Linked DNA regions of Homo sapiens: region 2 is linked to region 1. The links are chromatin contacts, found by Hi-C or POLR2A ChIA-PET in ENCODE. All regions are on one chromosome and are shown on one strand. The core of a region is the stretch at or near the end of the contact, and the rest is flanking DNA. Distances in the headings are between cores, read along the strand shown. Region 1 holds the start of TRPC3 (transient receptor potential cation channel subfamily C member 3). Region 2 holds the start of EXOSC9 (exosome component 9).

Region 1 (2,700 bases), core at 48-2,547:
GTTATCACTAAAGCGGTTCCCCGGCTGCCCGATGCCCACTCTCTCCCTCAGGGGACCCTATAGGGCTTCGGTTCCAGTTTTACCCCAAATGTGACTGAACCACAGAGAGACGAGGCGCCTGGGCAAACCTTCAACCCACACCCTGTATCGCACTGTCCCCTCCCTACTCCCCACTTCTCTGCCCCCGCCCCCGACGTCCCAGAGCGTCGGAGGGGACCCAAGTCCACGCTGGGACGCCCGGGAGGAGTTCAGGGTTCAAGTGCGCGCCTGGGTCTGTGCACATCTTCCCCTTCCTCGGCCTCCCTGGGTAAGCTCGGGACCCCGGGGTCCGTCTTCCAAGGGGTGCCCAGCCCTGGCAGCAGTCGTGCGAGCTCCTCGGCTCTAATACAGGGAGTGGCTGCTCGCCAGGATGCTTGTCTGAAGTCAGTGTGCCCGCCTGCGGGCTGTTCCGTGTGCTTGAGCCTGGACAGAGCCCCTGCCACGCACTCGGCAGCCCCTGTGTCCCTCCACCGCGCGGGACCGAGGGGGCGAGCCTCCGGCCGAGGTCTGTCCCCTCCAAATCACTCCAAATCGAACTGCCTGGCCGTACCATGTGGGTCTCGGAGGTCCCGGGCTCGACGTGGAGCCGCCCGGCGCGCGCCTTCCCGCCCCCCGCCCGGCACCGCCCTCCGAGGCGCGGGCCGCGGCCGGGCCCGGTACTCACAGGTCCGGCCCGTGGGAGAAGGGCGGCGGGCAGTAGCCGTGCGGCTCCCGCTGCGAGGGCGCCGAGCGCGGCTCCAGCCCCCCGTTGACGCCCCTCCAGCCCCGGCGGCGGCGCTGCGGCTCCGCGCCCTCGTCCTCGCCCTCGTCTTCCTCCTCCTCCGGCGCCGGGAAGGTCACCCTTGCTTGTTCTTTGCACTTCCTGACCTTGGTGGACATCGCGCCGGCTGCGGTCCGAGTGTGGGGGTGCCGGCTGCCGGCCTCCTCCGCCTTCGCGGCAGTGCAGTCTTCCCGCGGCGCCCCTTCACCACCTCCCGCGGCTTCCGGGGCCCCGGGCGGCCCAGGGCGGGAAGGCAGGAGCGGAGAGCGTCGCGGCCCGCGATCCAGCAGTTAGAGGCTAGCGCCGAAGCCGAGCTGCCGCCGCCCACCATCAAACCGTGGGAGCAGCTGCCGCGGCCGTGGCTGCGACGAGGAAGCCCGGGGCCGAGCGGGGCTCTGGTGCTGGGAGAGGCTCTCCAGCCCCGCGGCGGCGGCGATGCCTCCTCGGCGCCCGTCTCCTGTCTCCGACAGCATCACTTGCTAGGACAGCATCGTTACTCAGGGAGAAGGAGAGGGAGGGCGGGAGGGGGAAGAGGAGGGGGAGAATCAATTCCTTATCAGACAGAGCTGGAGAGGAAATCAGACAGACCGCAGGTGGGGAGTAAAGAAAGAGAAACTTCCCCTCCCCACTCTCTTTCTCTTCCAGAGGATCTAGGGCCCTTTTTGCATCTACAGAAACAAGTTTCCTAAGGAAGGGAAAAGGAAATCCACTGGCTTGTTAATTTTCCTGCAGCCAACTCTCCAAATTTGTCTCAAAAAGCATCACTTGTTCGTTGGGTTACTCCCGGTAAGACTTGGTTGAACCTACGGAGGTTTAAGTACCTTCCCCTGAGTGCCTTCGTACTCCATCCAGCCTGGTAATGTTTTAAACGTGCATGATGCTTCAGTTCTTTTAATGACTCTCAAAGGCGTCTAATAAGATTTATATACTTTCCAAGGAAGATTTTTCAGCGAAATGCAGTCTTCTTTTTAAAACACACTCACAAAAATTGCATTTTAGAATTCAAGACCAGTCATTCTTTTGGGAGGAAAGAGGTACAGAATCTTAGCAGGAATCTTAGGGATCAAGGAGTCTCTTGGTCCTTTTAAATAAGAAACCCTTGGCCTAGAGAGACTGAAAAAGGTACTCATGATAGGTGGGTAGTGAGAAAACTTAGATTAGATCCAGAAGAGTGTGTTCTTCCAGACTTTCCCTTGCTTCAAATAGACGGCTTTCTAGCAAGTCCAACTAGGAAAAATCACAAAAATACTGGACACGCTCTGATGAGATAAAATTTATTTAACTGTATCCAATTATACTGTACTTTTTAGAGGAACAATTCTTCCCAAATTTAAGCAAAACACAAGAAAATGTAGCTCCTTTGAATTTAATTCTTAAAAAGTAAATAAAATATTGTGTATTAAATTGGCAAGTCTATATGTTGAAAGAAGCAATAGCATTTATACATCTAATATAGGAAAAACAAAAACAAGTAAATATTGTATAGTGCTTTATGTTTGGAAGTGCTTTTCAGTTGTTAGTACATATGCAAGTGTTAACGGTTTCACAATGTAGGTTAGCAGACCTATTCAGTTTCACCTCTGGAATATCTCTAAAGCAGGACTGCCCTTCTCCACCCGGTACCACCGCCTCAATTCAGGCTCCCCTGCTTCTCCCTGCTATCCAGCCTTTCTGCAGCCCACCTCTCCCCATACTGTTTCATTCTTTGTACTACTGGAAAGACCATGCTTAAAGCAAAGTCTGATCACGACTTTTCTCTATAAAAATCTCTGGTGGCTTCCCACTACTTTCAGGTTAAAATCCAAGTTTTCAATCTCTCCTCCCATCCTTTTTCATACACATTCTAACTGCAGTTACCCTGAACGCTCAGTCATCAACTGACATGCTAGATACTTTCCCAT
Region 2 (3,023 bases), core at 183-2,682, 150 kb before region 1:
ATTTCTGTCCACTTTCCTCCTTCTTCACAATTTCTCTCTCCAGACCATGTGGAGCTCATCTCATCTCAGTTTTTGCATATGTTACTCTTTCTGCTTGAAACACTTTTCCTCTCCAGATGGCATCAAGGGTGCTCCTGCTCAACACCAAAGATTTACTTTACTTTAATGTCACCGCTACAAAGTCACCTGTTCCTGCAACTACCCCTATTAAGATAGCATTCCTATTCTCAGAGAGCACTTAACACTGTATGAAATTGTTCTATTTGTTTAGGGTTTTTTGCCTTTTCCAAAAAGAATATAAATTCCTTGAAAGGATCTTGTCTACCCTGTTTCTCCAGCACTTAAATTATTCTTGGACAGAGTAGGCCCTCTTCAAGTATTTATTGAGTACATGGATTGCAAGTGGTACAAAGTGAGACTAAAATGTATCACTGGTAGAAAAAACTTGTGAGAAGCTACCAAAGAAGCCAGAGAAAGACTGCGTAGGAGTTACAGTGCCTACCACCTCTAAAGCAAAAGGAAACAAAATAATAATATGCAAACACTTAAATAGTGCTTATTCCATGCCAGGCACTGTTCTAAACATTTTATGTATATATTAACTCATTTTTATTCCTCAGAATAAATAGGTTTCTCACTTCCCCTGCTTTGTTTTTGTTTTTGTTTTTTTTTTGCCGGTGAGTAATGTGAAGCACACAGGTTAACTTGCCCAGGGTTATAGTAGTTAATGATAGCCTTAAAATTTGAACCCTGGCAGTGAACACTTTTTAAAACTACTATTTGATACTGCCTCTCCAAAAAAGCTGAGTGGTTGGCAGCATGGCCCCGCTAAGGCTTCTCTGTGACCGTAAAAAAAAGTCTATCGACTTAAAATAACTGGAGAGGGGATAAGAAATAAACGGTGCATTTACTTTCAGTCCACAGTAGTAGTAACATCGTTAGTTACTACGTGCGAACATTCTCCATTCTCATCAACTTCTCAGATCCCACAAGATTTCACCTTTGGCCACAAAAACATCCCATTTCACCAATTTATCTTTCTCCCCCAACCCTTATGCCGCCTCATTCCAGTGTTTGTTCATTTAATCTGCTCCAAATCCTGCATCTGCGGCTTTCCAGGGACCAATGTCAACTCATCTGTGAAATTGCAGAAGTACATGTCTAGTCTCCACCCCGTGAGAGGACTGAGCAAAGGGTGAAGTGTGCGAGCGGTCTACTGATAATAATTTCTATCACTCTCATGGTTATTTTAAGTATCCTTTTCTCCTCTGCACTTTATGAGAAAAGAAACGGAACTTCACGTTCAGAAACGGCCTCCCAAAGCCGCAATGGCTTCTCGCAGCTCGCTGGCCTTCCCCAATCACGCTTTGAGTCTGCGCAGTAGCTGCAGCCCAAGCCATTTCCCATTTTTCCGCCGCCGCGCCTTGATGACGTAATTTTCCTGCGCCTCGGGGCGAGCAGCGGCGCGCAAGGAAAGATCGGGTTCCGTTTTTCCCGCGGATTCTGGTGCCTGTGGGGCCGGTGACCCAACACCATGAAGGAAACGCCACTCTCAAACTGCGAACGCCGCTTCCTACTCCGTGCCATCGAAGAGAAGAAGGTATGGTTTGGTGCCCGCAGAATTGCGCGCTGCGTGGGCGCTCGGGTCTCAAGGTGTGGACTGATACCTGGCCCGCCTGGGCCCGGGGAGCTACTAGGGGAACGACCGGCACGTTCACCCCATCCCTCAGGCTTTATTTATTTTTTTTCGACAGGTTCTTTTCAAGGCTCCAGTCACCGCAGCAGTTGTCCATGCTGTAGTTTCCACTTTCCTGTATGGGCGGGCTGGTTAGGATTCCACTTTCCCCCAAGTGCTTAGCCCAGGGCCAGACAAAAAGTAGTTGCTTAAGAAATACTTGTTGAAGGAATAAATTAATGAATGAATTTGTGCTTACAGCGGCTGGATGGCAGACAAACCTATGATTATAGGAACATCAGGATCTCATTTGGAACAGATTACGGATGCTGCATTGTGGAACTTGGAAAAACAAGGTAACAGGATTTAAATGAGATACACATTCGGAAGGGAGAAGTTTGAAAAAAGACCTTATTGACTTGGTTGTTTATAAAGCAGCTAAGAAGTCTGGACAGTATTCTTTGTTTAGCTGACAAAAATAAGTATTTTTTTATGCGAGATTTTTTGCTTTTGTGGTCACACTTGAACTTTTTAATCATAAACGTATTTTCTGTCACGTATCACATAGTTCTTTTCTGACTTCTATAAATCGTATAGACAACTAGTAGTGATCATATGGAATTTGTTTCTCACACTAATATAGAGATCTTGAGCATCTTGTCATTAAGTGTACATCCTGCTTTCTTTTTCCTGAGTGACATGAAAATTAGGTTTTCAGATATTCATTTGAAAGTTGTGAGGCTATTTGGTCACATAATGGTGGTGAACTATGCCATGTGAAAACCTTTAAGAAATCTCAGGTTTTCATGCCATCTTGTATCAATAAATACTTGCTTTAGAGGTAAAGGTCACTGATTTTTAAAACAATCTGTGGAATAGTAAACATTGTAATAAGAAGAGAGGTGTTTTTTCTGTCGTGTTTTTAGTTGTACCAATTTATGTTTTATTTCTGTGTATATTATACTTTACATATAATTTTTATCTCCTATGATTTATTTGGCTGAGTATGATATTACTCACATTAAGATTGAAACTTGTTATCTGTTTCAGTTTTTTGTTTTGGAAGGAGAGTCTATTTGGTTAATACTTTGTAACTTTATCTTTGCAGAGTTCTTGGACAGGTTTCCTGTGAACTTGTGTCTCCAAAACTCAATCGGGCAACAGAAGGTATTCTTTTTTTTAACCTTGAACTCTCTCAGATGGCCGCTCCAGCTTTCGAACCTGGCAGGTATTTAAATCTTTTTCTTAAGTTGCTTTAGTCATAGGAGAACCTAACAGCAGTGAGCTTTTGTTTTAATACCTGGTGTTATATTTCATGACATTAGCCCATTCCTATTTTCTCCTTATA

Evidence for each region. A loop is a pair of places that touch in the nucleus more often than their neighbours do. ChIA-PET counts read pairs that join two places held with the same protein, here RNA polymerase II (POLR2A). Pooled maps may share reads with other maps.
Region 2: a loop to region 1 is called in a map of CD4-positive, alpha-beta memory T cell, with 8 times the contacts of the local background. The contact joins the promoter of EXOSC9 here to the promoter of TRPC3 in region 1. A Hi-C loop is called at or near these places in 1 of 168 maps with a recorded cell type or tissue (CD4-positive, alpha-beta memory T cell) and 9 of 50 pooled maps. POLR2A ChIA-PET finds 5 or more read pairs at or near these places in 1 of 52 experiments (activated CD4-positive, alpha-beta T cell).

The regions. Positions count from the first base shown.
Region 1 is chr4:121,950,763-121,953,462 of GRCh38, forward strand. It overlaps TRPC3 (transient receptor potential cation channel subfamily C member 3), which reads right to left and starts at 1,298. Exons shown (of 12, transcript NM_001130698.2): 1 at 704-1,298. The coding sequence starts at 918. LOC102724158 (a long non-coding RNA gene) reads left to right here and starts at 220. Exons shown (of 3, transcript XR_427598.4): 1 at 220-307. RefSeq lists a silencer at 889-1,158.
Region 2 is chr4:121,799,891-121,802,913 of GRCh38, forward strand. It overlaps EXOSC9 (exosome component 9), which reads left to right and starts at 1,433. Exons shown (of 12, transcript NM_005033.3): 1 at 1,433-1,600; 2 at 1,937-2,031; 3 at 2,784-2,903. The coding sequence starts at 1,535. RefSeq lists enhancers at 622-1,425, 1,234-1,503.